2 separate regions of the Mus musculus genome follow, and region 2 is linked to region 1. Evidence: chromatin loops called from intact Hi-C (ENCODE). Cell type or tissue: left cerebral cortex. All regions are shown on one strand. Each heading gives the region's core, and the rest is flanking DNA. Links, peaks and the distances in the headings are about the cores only.

What was found. Hi-C counts contacts between places; a loop is a spot of excess contacts. Peaks named below come from ENCODE experiments on the same cell type or tissue, not always from the same donor. Only the 100,000 strongest peaks of a DNase experiment are listed, where the experiment ranks them.
Region 2: it touches region 1 in a loop (2.8-fold over the local background); 6 of 42 quality-filtered maps call a loop at or near these places.

What each region holds. Positions count from the first base shown.
Region 1 is chr10:100,625,193-100,633,650 of GRCm38, reverse strand. No RefSeq gene overlaps it. Among named protein-coding and RNA genes, the nearest start is that of 1700017N19Rik, 37 kb to the right of the region's middle. In left cerebral cortex, for the core only: a CTCF peak has its summit at 3,719 (motif pointing left); a DNase peak (open chromatin) is centred at 3,707; H3K4me3 peaks cover 460 bases; H3K27ac peaks cover 388 bases.
Region 2 is chr10:100,737,988-100,746,445 of GRCm38, reverse strand. It overlaps Gm35722 (predicted gene, 35722), which reads left to right and starts at 4,811. Exons shown (of 3, transcript NR_152765.1): 1 at 4,811-4,990. In left cerebral cortex, for the core only: a CTCF peak has its summit at 4,190 (motif pointing left); DNase peaks (open chromatin) are centred at 4,191 and 4,999.

The DNA.
Region 1 (8,458 bases), core at 269-8,268:
ATTTGAAATGTAAAGGAAGAAAATACCTAATTTTAAAAAAATAAATTAAAAAAAAGAGTTTAAAAAAATAAAAAAGAGTTTGTAAACCAGGCACTGTTGCTGATGCCAAGAAGTGCTTGCTGACAGAAACCTGATATAGCTGTCTCCTGAGTGGCTCTGCCAGATACTGACCAATACAGATGCAGATCTGACTGAGTACCAGGACCCCAATGGAGGAGTTAGCAGAAGGACTGAAGGAGCTAAAGGGGCCTTCTCTGGTATCAATGGAAGGAGAGGCCCTTGGTCCTGTGAAGTAGAGGAATGCTAGGATGGTGAGGCAGGAGTGGGTGAGTGGGTGGAAGAGCACCCTCAAAGAAGCAGGCTAAGGAGGGATGGGATAGGGGGCTTGCAGAGGGCAAACCCGGAAAGGGGATAATATTTGAAATGTAAACAAATAAAACATCCAATTTGAAGACGAAGAAGAAGGAGGAGGAGGAGGAGGAGGAGGAGGAGGAGGAGAAGCCACTAGTCGGAGCTGGAGAAATGGCTCAGTGATTAAAAGAACTGACTGTTCTTGAAGAGTCTCAGGGGTGTGTTTCCAGCACCCACATGGTGGCTTACAACCATCCATAACTCCAATGCCAGGAGATCCAGTGGCCTCTTCTGACATCTGCAGGCACTGGGCATGCAAGTGGTGCAAATGCATAAGTACAGACTAAACAGTCATGCAAATAAGAGGAAATAAATAAATCTAAAACAGAAAGAAAGAAAGAAAGAAAGAAAGAAAGAAAGAAAGAAAGAAAGAAAGAAAGAAAGAAAGAAAGAAAGAAAGAAGAAAAGAGAAGAGAAGAGAAGAGAAGAGAAGAGAAGAGAAGAGAAGAGAAAAGAAAAGAAAAGAAAAGAAAAGAAAAGAAAAGAAAAGAAAAGAAAAGAAAAGAAAAGAAAAGAAAAGAAAAGAAAAAAGAAAAGAAAAGAGTCTGTAAACAGTAAACAATCCCAACAAACTCACTGGTTCATATCTCTCTCTCTCTCTCTCTCTCTCTCTCTCTCTCTCTCTCTCTCTCTAGGTATTTCTTAATTTCATTTCCAGTGCTATCCCAAAAGTCCCACACACACTCCCCCCCCCAGTCCCCTCCCCGCACCACTCCCACTTCTGGGCCCTGGCGTTCCCCAATACTGAGGCATATAAAGTTTGCAAGTCCAATGGGCCTCTCTTTCCACTGATGGCTGACTAGGCCAACTTCTGATACATATGCAGCTAGAGACACGAGCTCTGGGGTACTAGTTAGTTCATAATGTTGTTCCACCAATAGGGTTGCAGACCCCTTTAGCTCCTTGGGTACTTTCTCTAGCTCCTCCATTGGGGGCCCTGTGATCCATCCAATAGCTAACTGTGAGCATCCACTTGTATGTTTGCTAGGCCCCAGCATAGCCTCACAAGAGACAGCTCTATCAGGGTCCTTTCAGCAAAATCTTGCTAGTGTATGCAATGGTGTCAGCGTTTGGAGGCTGTCACCACTAATTTCTTAGCTCCAGCTAACTAGCACCAACTGTCCCAGTAGTCTCCTTCTCCCCTTAACTATAAAGCCAGAGACACATAGCCAAAGCTGCCTGAGTTCTACTGCTAGCAGGAGGTGGAACATAGCTCCCTTGTTCAATTACATTATCACTAGCTTCCTCTTTTCCAACTCTTTCACTGCCTAAGTTTGGCTGTCCTTGATTGTGCTTAGCTGTCCTTGATTTTGCTCTGTAGATTAACCTTGAACTCAGAGATCTACATTCCTGTCTCCTGAGATTAAAGGTGTGTACCGCCATGCCTGGATCCAAATTTAACTGGGTAGGATCTTGCCCCAAAGTTCCACTCCCTTAATTTGTTATCTCCTTAAACTCAGGATTCAGCTCCATTTCACTTCTTGGGGCCCCTTTAATACTCGAAATATATTTTTTATATTTTTCCTTTCTCAGTTTGTTTAAAATGCTCTTCATGAAACTTAACCAGAGAACAAAGTCTATGATGGGCATTTCTGTGACTTCCTTTGTCAATGCAATTAATCTGAGTCTCTTCACCTTAGCCTCAGACATACTCTTCAGACAAGAGCAAAAAGCAGCCACATTCTTCACCAAAATACCTCAAAAACTGTCTAGAGACACATATTGAAACTCTCTACTGAAACCTCTTATGCCAGGTCCACAAAATTCAAATCACTTTCCATAACAAAGTTCTACTTCATGTGAAGGCTGCTAGCAGAATACTCATCACATCCAGGCAGCTAGTATGAGGGTATTAAAGCCCGCCCCACCACACACAGTGACACACCTACTCCAAGAAGGCCACATCTCCTAATAGTGCCACTCCCTGGGCCAAGGATTGACAAGTCATCACAGTGTGATGTTATACAATTTGTGAATTTCATATACCTCCCAAACTTCCAAAGAGCAGGGACCATTTGGTTTTGACCAGCTATTCAATTTCTAGTCCACAGAATTTGGCTGTGTAATAGAAGCCTAATAACGTTTCACACGAATAAAAGAAAGGAAAAAAGTAAGAAGAATTAAGATTTTATTATGAGCTCATGTGCTCTGGTATTCCAGGCACTATTGGGAAAGAATTTGGAGGGAGAAAAGGGAGGAGCAAATGATATAATTTTCTTATAATCTCAAATTAAAAGGCAATAAAAGTGTATCTATAGCCTTCTCTATACCCCTGATGGTGTGGTATGTTGTTAATGTAACAAGGACATTTTGTGAGAATCATGTTTGTAAATACCATCATCAAAAAGGATTTCTTGAATTAATGTATTTATAGTCAACTGTTGAACAGAGGATGATCTTGAAATGGCACACGGTCTCTCAGTGCCTCTTTCTTACCCTTACACACTCCTTAATTGATTTATCATATAATAACTCAAAATCTCCACTGAACAGCATCCTTCATGCCCAAAATGGGTTGTCACCTCTCGTATATTTTATTTATGTTTTCAAATAACAAAATACAATCCCAGTTTTGCACAATCTTGTGCCCTTTTTGTTCTTGCTGTAAATATAGGTACTCCTCCTTTGACATTTCCATACGTTTATTAGCCCTGCTTCTGTTCTGGACTCTGACTCTGCCTCTCTCTCTCTCTCTCTCTCTCTCTCTCTCTCTCTCTCTCTCTCTCTCTCTCTCTCTCTCTCTCTCTCTGCCTGACCCAATTTCTTTTCTGATTTTGTTTCCTGCATCCTCCTCTATTCCCTGATGGAAAGAGATTCTCACCCCATCTCAAGCATTTATGACTTGCCGGTTTTAGTAAGGCCACAGGGCAACCATGTCATCTTCTTTTGGAAAAGGAACATATACCAAAGCTGTAGCCTAGCCCTGGAGAGGAATACCAAATTTGAACGGAGGCGACCTAGGCTGCTCTCTTCTCTAACATCACGCAATTCATTGCTGCTAGCGTGATTTCAGCCCAGGCATCAAGAGGAAAATATGCCTTGGGGTGTTCCCTGCTCTATCCTTCTTTATGCTTTTATTTTCAAATAGTATAGACGCCCCCAAGCTACATTATAGCTCCTCCAAATCCTTATGAAAACGAAATATCGTTTTTCTTCCTATAAAGTCTCTTCGATGAAAAGGTTATGCTTTGTTTACTTTCATTTCTGAAGGCTCCTACTGCTAGCATCAGCGAGGTAGAAATAAATGTGTCCAAACAAAATGTCTTATTGGGAAGGCGGGCTAGATTTACGATCCGTTTCTGTGACCGTGCTGCCCTCTAGCGATCACGAGGCGGTTATTTTCCTTCAATTTATGACAACTTAAATGAAAGTTGTGACTCCTCGAATGATGGGATTGACTTAGGAACAGCATTGCAATGAGAATATTCGTGTTGTTGTAAGCCATAGCTGCGCTCAAAGAAGCAAAGAGGGAGATTTTTTTTTTGGCACAAATAAGAATTCCATCAAATGTTTTGAAACAATAATCCTGGTCATCATGACTTTACTGGAAAAGAGTCTGAGGTTGAGCAGATAGTTATGGGCAAAGTTGTGGCATAGAGCATTGTGGAGGCCTCTCTGTAAGTTAGTGAGTCTGAAAGGGTCTTTTGTGGTTATGCCTGTCAGGAAACCCATAGGCTAGATCGATTTCTTCCTTTGGAGTCTCTCTCCTCTGTTGTTGTTGGAAGGAAGGAAGCAACTCTGTTTTGGTCACCAACTGTAGTTTTTGCCTTTCCCATTTCAATCTTATTTTCAAGCTCTATTTGAGGATTTGGTTCTGTTGTTACTAAAGTATGGCTGTTATAAGGTCTATATTCAGAAATAAATAATTACACTTTAAGTAGTAAATAACAGTGTGTGTTGATAACTTTGTAGGCTATGAATACATTTTTAAAAAATTTTTGTAAGATACATTCACTGATATTTTCAATTGCCATTCCCTTTGATCTCTTTCTCTGTCTCTCTGTCTCTGTCTCTGTCTCTGTCTCTGTCTCTGTCTCTGTCTCTGTCTCTCTCTCTCTCTCTCTCTCTCTCTCTCTTCCTTCCCTCATTGTCCTGTGTGTTTGTGTATGTATGTGTTCCTGTGCATATATGAATCAACTTCAAATATTTTTCCTCAGGAACTATTCACATTCTTGAGCCAGGGCCTCACCCTGGCTTGGAACCATGGTGTAGGCTAGGTTGACCAGTAAGCCCTAAGCATCCACTTGTCTCCAACCCACTAGAATTACAAATATGTACTACTGCATTGAGCTTTGTTATTGCTTTGCTTCTATAGGTTGATTTTTAGGTTTTTTTTTTTTTTAGAATTTCTTTGAGTTCAAATTCTACTCTCCCCTTTGTTCAAATTAACCTTGAAGTCTTTCTTCCTCAATAATTCTATGGGAAAGTCTGTGGACTATGCTGTTAAATGCATCAGAACTCAACCTTTTCTTAATGTGTCACACAATTGACCTCTTGACCTACACACCCAATCTCTGGTTTGTAGTGTTAAGCCTTCAGCTGGTTTCCCTGAGGCCACAGCTCCTCTCCCACTTAGAGTGCACGAGCCTCGGCAGTTCCTCAGAAATAAATGGACAATACACCATTCCTCCTCACAAACATTTCAAATGCCTTCCCTCCTCTCCCAGGGCAAGACTAACTTCTGGAGCTCACCACACAGTTCATGCCTACCTACCATACCCCCCTTCACTCAAAGACAATACCCCCAAAGGCCTTAACATTCCCAGGAGCATCTCTAAATTGTAAGGAGATTTTTTTAACTGCTCCCCCTTCGCCACTCCTAACCTCAGTTTTCTTAGAGCACTTATCTTAGGAAAGTTGTCATTGTAAATGCCCCTTTTAGATTTTAGCAATACCTCTGCACCTGATTTTCAATTCAGGGACAATCTACTAGATGTAATCTTCAAGGGAAACTACACCACACTTCTCTTACCTTCTAAGACAGGGAGAGACTTTCTTTTCTTTTCTTTTTTCTTCTTGTTCTGGCCCCTGCGCAACCCAGCTCCAAGATTTATTTATTATATATAAGTACCCTGTAGCTGACTTCAGACACACCAGAAGAGGGAATCAGATCTCATTATGGATGGTTGTGAGCCACCATGTGGTTACTGAGATCTGAATTCAGGACCTTCGGAAGAGCAGTCAGTGCTCTTAACCCCTGAGCCATCTCTCCAGCACCCCCCCCCCCCGCAGCCCCGAGCCTAACTTTCTCTTCTGCAGTTGTAACAGTGCCCAAGGTGGGGAGAATACAGCGGTTTCCATTTTATCACATGTTTTGTTTTTCAGTGAAGCCAATAGCAGGAGCAGATGGTTCAGCAATCCCTCATCCCAGCTCTTCACATCACCAGCCCTTTGGGGAGTTGAGCTTAGCCTCCGTGTCATGTTACATATAAAGCATTGTTTACTCCTCTATCTTTGTTCACAGAAGTTTTTCTTTGACAATGCAAGTGTGTTTGTTCCTTCAGTGCGTGTATCTGAAGTATCCTCCTTATTGTGCTGACCCTTGGTGTGCCCTAAGTATACAAGGAGGCGAGAAAGCATGGTCAGCCAGCCCGATTTCTTCACAAGGCTTTGTTCAAACTGACACTCTATGAGTAAGTTCCACATCTTACATCAAACAGCAAGCTGCCCCATCTCTCCTCTCCCCCACTTAATGTTCCATCCTTCTCCACTAAACGGACAATTTCTAACCATACTATGCCTTCTTTCTTTGATAAGTTGACTCAGACATGGTGTTTATCACCACAGAAATGTGACTAACACGGAAGTTGGTACCCAGTTGGCCTGGAATCCTTCTTCTAGGCCTGGAATTCATAGATTTTTGTCTTTGTATTGTGGTATCACAAATTCCTCCATATCCCTTTTTGTTTTTGTCATATCCTGTGGGTGCTCTAACTCTTTTTCTGTATCTTTAAATCCTGATAATCCATCTTCTACTTGACATATACCTCTGGAAAGCTCTTTCCCCGAGTTTTCTAATTCATTTGTTAAAATTTTCAAGTCCCTCTTCATTTCAGCTTGAGTTTTCTTAGCATTTTTCTCTCTTTACTGAATTTATTGTTCAAATCATGGATTGTCTTTGTTGTTTCAATCAGCTGTACACTTGTGTTTTCTTAATCTTTAACCAAGAATTTCTTCTTTGCCTATTTCAGTTCATCCAGGTTTTCATTCTTGCCCTTTTAAAGCTGCCTCAACTAATGGATCCCTTTTTCCATTGTTCTCTTAAATTATGTGCCTAGGAGTCCTTCTAAGCAATTCTCATCTTGTGAACTTTTCTATAGTACTTTCAGAAGACCATACTGTTTGTATTTTTGCAATGAGCCCTGGGTATGTGCATTTGTTTCATTGGTTGTATGTCTCATAGGAAATTCTGGTCTGCCTTTTAAAAAGTTTGGTTCTGTTTTTCATGTTCTCCAAAGTTTCAGATCCAATCAAAAGAGTGTATAGATCAGCCCCTTCAAATGTTCTGTGTTGAGTTATTATTGGAGACTGAGTGATCCAATCTTGTGGTAACTGAGAAGGCACACTATCATCACTCTCAGCTGACTCCAGGGACTGGGACACGAAGGACTCACCAAGAAAGTGTGTAAATGAGTAGGACCCAGCTGGGCCTGGGCATGGAAGGGTTGTGTGGGATAAGGGACAGGCAGAATCAACTGAGAGAACATGCACACGGATGCAACTACTTATAGAGGGATGTGGGGTAATGGCTTGTGGGAGACTCAGTAGCAGTGCATACTAGAAACTAAAATAAGTGAGTGGATTTTTTAAAGGTATTTGTTCTGAAACTTAGAAATGGAGTAAAATGGAAAACATCAACCAGATGTGGCAGTCTACACCTATAATCTCAGAACTTGCTTGGGAGCCAAAAGCAAAATAATCCCTGGCAAATTCAAGGGCTGCCTACTCTACGCTGAGATATTCAGGCCACCTAGGGCTGCATACAATGTGAGTTCTTCCTTCCAGAGAAGTAAATAAAAATGGAGGCAATACTGGGTTTTCTGTAGGTCCCTGAGAATGACCATATACATCAATCGATCACATCTACTGCTGCCAGTGACTGTCCAATCCCTGTCATTCTTCAGAAGAATCTCCTAAATGATATTTCAGAGGACAGACTAATAAGTAAATGTAGTTCCTATGATACAATATTGCTGTCCAAGTAGGAGAGAAAACAATTTCTAATTAGGAAGTGAGGTGATGTCGGGTAGCAATAGAGACGAACAATAGAAGTGTAGAATTGATGAAACTCATTTTACTGCGTGAACTTAAACTTCTCAACTGGTAATTTGGGGAAAGGTGTAATTTGGGAAGCAAATGTTCCCAAGGATTCCTGCCTTGACCGAATTACAAGTGTGTGGTTCTCTGGACCCTTTTCTCAGAGAGACCTGATCTACAGCTTTAAGTCTCTACTTTTCCCTGCTGTGATAACAGTTCATCCCAGTTTTTCTCCTGCATTGTAAAGGCCAGTCACAGGGTCACAGGAGTTCCTGTCCCTCCTGGAGGTGTCGTGCCTGAAAAACACTTACTTTACTGTTTTAACAATGTTAGAACTTTTTTTTTTAGCATCTCACTCACACAGACATCTCTGTCACATACTATTGTGTTGGTTTCACTGTCACTGTGACCAAACACCTGACAGAAACAACATAAAAGAGGAAGCATTTGTTTTGTTCATCATTTCAGAGCTTTCTTTCTGTCACAGATGCAAAGCCATGCATGGGACAGCAGAAACGTTCATCTCATTACAACCAGGAAGCAGAGTGGAGACCAAAAGGGACTAGGATTTCAAAATGTCCCTCAAAACATACTCTCCAGTGACACACTTCAACCATTTGTCACAGGTGTCACCACCTCCAAATACTTATGTTTTAATCAGTCTGCAAAGAGTATTTGAAGTTTGATTTTCTCTGGTAATGTCCTCTCAGGCACAATCTCCAAGGTCTATCTCAACATAATCAATGAAAACCATATATGCTAATGTGGAACAACACATTATAGTTAACAA
Region 2 (8,458 bases), core at 301-8,300, 110 kb before region 1:
TGTTTCATATGGTCATCTCCATTCCTATGCACTCCCCTGGACAGGGTGCGATTTAATTCTCTGTGGCCGGTTAATCATCCACTGTGTATAGAAGCCCCATTATCTCTTCTCATTCACCCATTAATTAGTTCCTAAGCTCATTCACAAGCATTGCTCGTAGGAGCCGTGTGAGTGGATGATTTGTGCAGCCAGGCTGATGGGGAGGAACTTTAAATCTGGGTATGAAAGCGTTTTATTAGTCTTTAAATACCCTTGTTTTCTACAATAATGTCCAAAGATAAAGTGATCTGGAAACCACATGGTAAGCATTAGAATGTTGAGATGAATTTAGGATAAAATATAGATGCCAAATGACAAGGGGACAAGGAGAGGGAAGTGTCATGACCCGGTGAGCTAAAATGCACAGCATCGTTCATGTCATCAGAGTGGTCTTGATGTGACAGTGAAGGTTATGGTCGTTAGAGGGCATTTTTCTTAGTAGTGTTTAATTTTGTTTACTTTTCTGATAGCAGGACACAGCGGACTGACCTTCAAATAGGTGAATGGCAGACCATGTTGCTAAATGTGCACTCTAAAGCAGACAGAACAGTCTATAAGCATCACAGCAGCCTGGCTCAGAGAAGGAGAGAGAAAGATGTTATAACCCTAAGGGGCAGTTCATTTCCAGGGCAGAGTTAGAAAGAGATTCTCCGGAATCCCAAGAAACACTTTATGTGTGAACAGGAAATGGTAGCTGGGTTCCAGGACCCTAGGTCATGCACACAGAAGGATTTGAATTGCTTTGGTTTCTGATTTTCAGAGGAAAAAAAAAACAAAAAAAAAACCTTACCCTTATGGGAAAGAAGCATATTGCTTTCCAGGACAAAATATATACTTTGGTTACTCACTGTATCTGATCACTACTTTAGAACTTTGGGGCCATATTAAGGGAGACTTGAGAATATCTGATCAAATTTATCATGTGTAAACTGTGAACACATAATAAACCATTAAAGGTCTCCTGGGGACTTAAATAATTCTAGAAAATCACAAAGCACTATACTGTTAAAAATTAAAACTGTAAATTATGTGGAATTTTAAAATCTCCTTTAGTCTATCTATTATAAACAAACTTATCAATAGAACCGCTTTCATTTTAAGCACAATGACAGTTGATTGGAGATATCCTGAACATGTTGCTTTGGCATGCTGAGAAAAAGTTTATCTGATTCTGAGTGGTCTCCCAGAATGACATCTCTGAATTCCTTCCTTCATTCATTCATTCATTTCATTCTCTCTCTCTCTCTCTTTCACACACACACACACACACACACACACACACACACTCAAAAGCAACACAGTACTGTTGGAACTTTATTTAGTAAACTACCTATTATAATAATTTTGATCACTGGCTCCCCCAAAAAATTAAATAATAAAAAATACGATCATTCATTCATTCGCAAGAGGCTTTAAGTAAATTTTAGAAATATTTCCACCTGAATTTATGAACATTTAAAAGGGGTTGAAGTATATCCTAACATGTGAAGTTAATATTCATAAGGAAATAAAACACATACATATCTTCAGTGCCACTAACAGGGATTTAGCCCTGACCTAAACAACCACTGACACAAGCTACTTTGATATTTCTTATGCTCCTCTTTTATTTAAAAAAAAAATGAAATTTGGCTCAAGTAAAATTAGGCAGGACAGTTGAAGAGCAAAGCTGATTTAACAGGGAAGATCACAATGGAGACAAATTGGACTCAACTCCATTGAAACAGAGATAAGGAAGCTGTGAAGGACTGGGTTAGAGGTGAGGAACTAGCAGGAAAGTGTTGGAGGACTTGAGGAGCAAATGGTCTGTAAGCTTAGGGCTGGGAGAGAGCTCATTTGCAATTATTGACATTATACTGCTCCCCTGCCACCCCATTAAAGATCAGACCCCACCCTCCACCCCCTTTATCCATGATTACATTTCAAGAGATGGCTCTCAGGTCCTTGAGAAAGACTATTCTGGGTTGTAAAGATGGCAAGATGATTTATATTTGAGAGAGAGAGACAGAGACAGAGAGACAGACAGAGAGAGACAGAGAGATAGAGAGACAGAGACAGACAGAGATAGAGAGACAGAGACAGAGAGACAGAGACAGAGAGAGACACAGAGAGAGAGAGAGAGAGAGAGAGAGAGAGAGAGAGAGAGGGCGCAAGAGCGTTTATGATTGCAATTACATGTTTTCTAAAGTAATGCCCGGTCAAGGAAAGGTGACAGCCTTTGTAGCCAGTGAGAAGCCTGTCCAATTGAGAGGAAACATGAACGCCATCTGGGCAACTTGGGAGGAAAAAAAAAACTGTATTCTTTCCTGCTATGACGTAGTATAAAAGGTAAGTGCTTACTCTTGTGGCTTTGTGAATGACTAGATTCAGATATGTATTCAGAAACTTATTCAGTTACTAGACACCTATAGAGTGACACATACTGGACTTAAAACAGGAAGTTATGAGAAATTTAAAAAAAGGGAAAAGATCCTACTATGGGAAGATTAGGGTAGTATGGAGCCAATGACTATGTGGGTTTGCTATATGTTTAATGTTTGTAAATATCATATTTCAAACAATTTGGCATAACACATTACTTAAAAGAAAGATGAACTCCATTATTTGAAAAAGAGTTTGATTTCCCTATATCATTTATCATTTAAAATCCATATCTTAAAATTATTACTGCATTTGTTCATATCATAGATCTATTAGGATTCTTTAGAATTTATCAAAATGAGCCAGATAAACTGAAAATGGGGTCCATGAGATGGCACAGTGGGTAATGGTCCTTGCCGCCAAGCCTGACCCCTGCTGAATTTGGTTCCTGGAATCCACATGGTGAGAGGAGAGACTGTTCCCATAAAAAATTTTCCTCTTCCCCTCACACAGACACACACAATAAATATATCAATCAATGAATATGAAAACATTTGTAAGTACAAGCAATACTGTCTAGGACAACCATACTAATACTGCGACCTTTAGTACAGTCCCTTATTTCGTGGTGACCCCCAAGCATAATACGTGACCCTGCAAAAGGCTCATTCAACCCTCAAAAGCATCTTGACCCACAGGTTGATGAAGCACTGGTCGAGGAGAGTAACAAAGGCTGAGAGGAAAGTGAAGAACATAGAATGGAAATGATAAAAAAGGAATATAGGTTCATATGTTTGATGTCCATTGCATAGATGTATGTAAACGCCCTTATGAGAACAGTAGTACCATGGAAATGGATATAGGCAATGATACTGTTTAGGAGAAAATATATAGACCTATTTAAGGTACTAACTTTAAAAAATAATAATGTACACTGTTTGCCTTTTGTTTGCTCGTTTGTCTGTTATTGATTTTAACTGTTGTCATTCATTGCTATTGCTGGAAGCTACACCTGAATATTTGCCTCTTCCGTGTCTGGATATGAATTTGTTTGAACAAAAAGAATCATTCCATGAAACATTTTGGGTTTTGTTTATTGAACTTCCACATAGTCCCTGAAAGCAAAATCACAAACAAATTGGGTTTGAGATTTCTGGTCTGGGTGATTGTACAAATGGAAATGCCACTTCAACTCTAAGAATAGAGATCTCTCTCCTTTAAGAGCGCTACTACCCATTCCAGAGAAGAAATTTGTTTTAAGACTTTTACAGAAAATCTTGTAAAGTACAGAATATCTCCAATTAATATATCCGTAGCAATAATCAACAAATTCAGTGAGCTACAATAACGAATGTACCAAAAGGCCATTTTTCTCCTTTATGTCACAGGAGTGCAAAACATTTCCCTTCATACCCCTGTATAGTTTTTGAGATATTTTAAATTTTTTACCTGGCCTGATCACATCATAGTGCTTCAAAAATGTGTATTTTGTAGCAGCGAAGCCAAACAAATATATCCGTATCTCACTACCACTCACATATTTGGTTGGATTTGGCTTCTTGTTATATGAGGTAGAAAAGGGACTTATAAATTATTGAATGCCTAACAAAATAACTGAACTTTGTGATTTTATAAAGCACAACATAAAAAATTCAAGTGGTCTGAAAGCTAAGCCTTTCATTTGAGTGGTAAAATGGGGAACAGTTTTAAAACAGAAAGCAAGTGAAATTTTTCATCCGTAAAGTCGAAGTCATTGATTAAAAGCGTGTGTGGTTAGAGTGCCACCTAGTGGCCAGGCACAGTAGCCCGCGGGCGCCCCAGTGGTCTTCACAAACTACTCCTCAACTCCACTTTTGTAGTAAATCTGTGAGATTTTTCCAGAGTAGAAACTGAAGGCTAAGAAAGTGAAAGTGCCCTGTTGGGAGAGATTCTTAGAAGACAACACTGAGAAAAAATAGACAGAAGCTGGAAACTGATAGCGATTTTAATTTCTCCACAAAGCTTAGTGTCCAAAGGGATGGGGGGGGGGGGGGGGCAGGTGTTAACCGCATGGTCCCTAAGGTTCACGGACCAAACTGCTCTCGGAGCATATTACAGTTGTGGAAAAAGTCGAGCATTCTCAACAATATGAGCAAGAAACTCTTCCTTATACTACTTCGCAGTACTGAGGATTCAAAACCAGGAACTGTGTCTTCCTTTTCAAAAAATTAAGAAATAGGAATATGTCCCTTATTTCTTAAGAGAAGAAAAAAATATCTATGATTCACCAAACCAGTGTCTAGAACCCCTGGAAATAGAATAGCCTCTTTGTTTTGCTTTGTTTTGTTTGGAGGTGGATGTATGTAGGGTTTTAAGTCAATTCCCTAAATTTAAAGAACTAATGCCCGAGCAGAATCTGCCTCCAGAACCTGAATTAAAGTTGAACAATCTCTGGACTCGGTGCCTCTGTGTGATGCGAGGCTCTCCCTCTGATGTGCTTTCCAGAATCACTGCCGTCAAATGCTAGAGAGGCATTTCTTAAAGTTAATCTCTCCCTTTGGCTCTCGTGAAAACATCCAAGTGTTTCTTTCCTGTGAGTCACCAGCACAGGGTAAGTATACCGCGGGCACTCGGTAATTGGGAGTTTGCTCTTCCTTTAGCTTCCTTTGTCTTAGCTCTCTCTAGAGGTGTTTTTCCCCCTCCCTCCTGTGACTAGCCAGAAGAAAACAAGCCTATGTTTGTTTACAGTTTTCTATGATGATTGATTCATTTAGAACAGGAAGAGCAGATTGTCCCCATGTTCATAGAAATCAAGGCGGACTTAAGCAGAATATGGCAGTGATGTAGCAAGCAACAAAATGCCCTGTGTGAGATTCCAGTTCTCTGATGGGTAACACAGATATGAAGATTAAACCCTCAGGGACGAGATTGTGACGTCTGTTATACGATGTCTTCTATAAGATACAACTCCTGCTTATACCTACATCCTGTTCCCCACTGGCGTCGAGTGCGGTTTTTTTTTGTTTGTTTGTTTGTTTGTTTGTTTTTTTGTTTTTTGTTTTTTGTTTGTTTTTTTTTTGTCAAGCAGTTAAAAGACAAAACCAGAATCAATTCAGCAAATGTGAAGTAAAAAATACTGTAAAACCACATTCAGGCACTGGATGCTCTTTCTGCTCTTAAGATCAAATTTTTAATTTTGCATAAAACTATTAAGTGTGTTCAACCCAGGGTTTTCTAAAGAGATTGCTGCCAATTTTCTCACAAAGGGCTTCCCACGAATCCGGATACTGTTGTTTTCATCTGTATTCAATGATGCCTAACAGCACCAAGCCTCAAAGACTTGGAGTCATTGCTCATTTTCAGCCAAAGTCAAACACACAGGAGGTGGCCAACCAAGAGCAGAGCAACAGCCACAGAGACAGAGAGAGACGGCCAGAGAGACAGAGACTGACACAGAGAGACAGAGTTAGAGACAGACACAGAGACACCGAGACACAGAGGGAAGGAGTGAGGAAGGTGGGGAGGAAGACACAGAGAGACACAGGGACACAGAAACACAGAGAGACAGAGAGACACGAAGAGAGGAAGAGACAGAGGCAGAGAGACAAAGACAGACAGAAGATAAATGGCTATACTCTTCAAGACATGTGAAAAAAAATCTTGCAAACCAGAGATGTAGATGAAATTGAGGGATCAGAGGACACAAAAATAAGTTGTAAATTCAGCCCAAAGAACCCTGATCCAAACCCTACAACATATTCTTTTCTAAAAATAATTGTTCTGCTCTTTAAAAGAATGCTCTATAAATTGATACAGTATATACTGATCATATGGACTCAATACTATCTGTCTGCATGCCAGGTTAATGTCCCCAACCTGATTTTCCTCCAAATTTCATATCTTTTATTTTTTAAAAGCTCTTTGCAGTTTATGGCTGCAGTGGAAGGGAGGGGGAGACCCTCACCTTTATGGGCATGGTTGTTTGTGGATCACTCTGCTTCTGTGGATGGCCAAATGCCCACATGCATATGGACAGTACTAATTAGACTCAGAGGATTATTAAAAATCACACATTAACCTCCTATGATGAGATTGCCTTGCTTCCATGTTAACTTCAAGGGCAGGGTTGACAAATGGCAGTCAAATAATACAAAGTATCCAGAGGAAAAAAATGTAAGAATTGCATAAGATGATAAGGATGGGTAAGTATTGAAAAGTGCCAAGAAAGTGATTTCCAATTATTCTTGACAATAAAACAATAATTACATGAAGAAATGTACATGGCAAATTAACCAGTACAGGTCAACCTATATTATATATACTTCCAGACATGATCCTGTACACACATTTTAACTATCATTTCAAAAACAAAAAGTATGCACATTTGCATGCCAGAACTTAAATAAGTTGAAAAATATAATAAGTCAAAAGTTCTCTGAAATATACTTAACCATCAAATTGCCTTTTGAAACTTTATTAATTAAAAAATACTTGCAAAAACTAAAAAAAATCACTCTATCCAACTCATTGAACTAATATACAAGTAGAATAGATATTGTGGTGCTCAACATTAAGGGCTATAATTTTCAGATTGAAAAAAGGCATATATTTATTTTATGTGTATGAATATTTTAACATTTATTCATTTTATGTCAATTTTTGAGATTATACTATAGTTACAACATATCTCCCTCCCCTTTCCTCCCTCCGAACCTTCCCTTATAACCTTTCCTTAAAATTCCTGACTTCTTTTATTTTTGGTTGTGAGCCTAGCCTTTAAGGGCTGAGCCATCTCTGCCGCAGTACAGGGGAACGCCAGGGCCAAGAAGTGGGAGTGGGTGGGTAGGGAAGTGGAGAGGGGTATGGGGGACTTTTGGGGATAGCATTGGAAATGTAAATGAAATAAATATCTAATTAAAAATAATGCTATCTATTGGGGAAAAAAATTCCTGGCTTCTTTTCCAACTGATTGTTCCTGCATGCACACATACACACACACACACACACACACACACACACACACACACACACACACACACACTTCTGAATTTTACCTGTTCGGTCCATTAGATCCATTAGGTCCATTAAAACTTATAAGTATGATTTAGGAGGCTAACCACTTGGTACTAGACGATCAATTCGTGTGGTCCTTCTCGGGAAGTCTTTCTCAGTTGCGTCTAGTTCTTTGTGTAGAGATGAGGCCCGGTGGGCTTTTCTCTATCCAGTTTGACCTGTCTATTGGAGTTATCCTTCCCTTCCCTCCCTCCAAATGCTCTCATATCCTCCTCCTGGCTATATTTTCAATCATTCTCCGCCCCCCCCCCATCTTCTGCAATGATCTCTGAGCTTTAGGGCAAGGAGTTGTATTGCACAGTATCCTTTACAACAGTAAGTCATATTTAAAGTCGAAAGTTGTGTATGATTGAAATGTGTCGTCTGTTAAAACAGAACAGAATACAAAAGCAAGAAATGTAGGAATTAAAGCTACTTTTCTTTTATCACTCGAATAGTTCTATGCTGAATTAAAATATAATTGCATCTTTAAGAAAATATCAGATTTGGAGAAGCTGTGCTTTTAGTTACTTAAAAAGAGGGGGGGGAAACAAATTTTAATTATCTATCAGTTTTTCAGCCTTACTTCTCTCAGCCCTTTGAGGTAGCATGTCTGATTTATCTTCATATACCCATCATTGAACATATTGTCTATCACATAAATCTAATCAGGGTTTGTCCCACTGAAATGCACCCATGTGTTTATTGAGTCAGTGATTAAAGTTAGAAAAACCTTAAGATTTTTTTTAACCTAAAATACCAACAACATAAAAGATGACACATGAAAGTTTTATTTTATATCAAACTGTGCTCTGGGCCATATACAAAATATAATTAAAATTTCTGTTCAGTTTGCTTATGTTGAATAGAACATGATAGAGGGTGTCATTAAAGAGTCCTTCTCTTTCTGTCATATTTCCTGCTGCTGAGACTTTTGCATCATTCTGTGGGAGCCCCATATATGTTCCCCATAGACCTTTGTCTACAACAGTTATCACAAACTGAAATTTTCTAACCATGCCTAAGT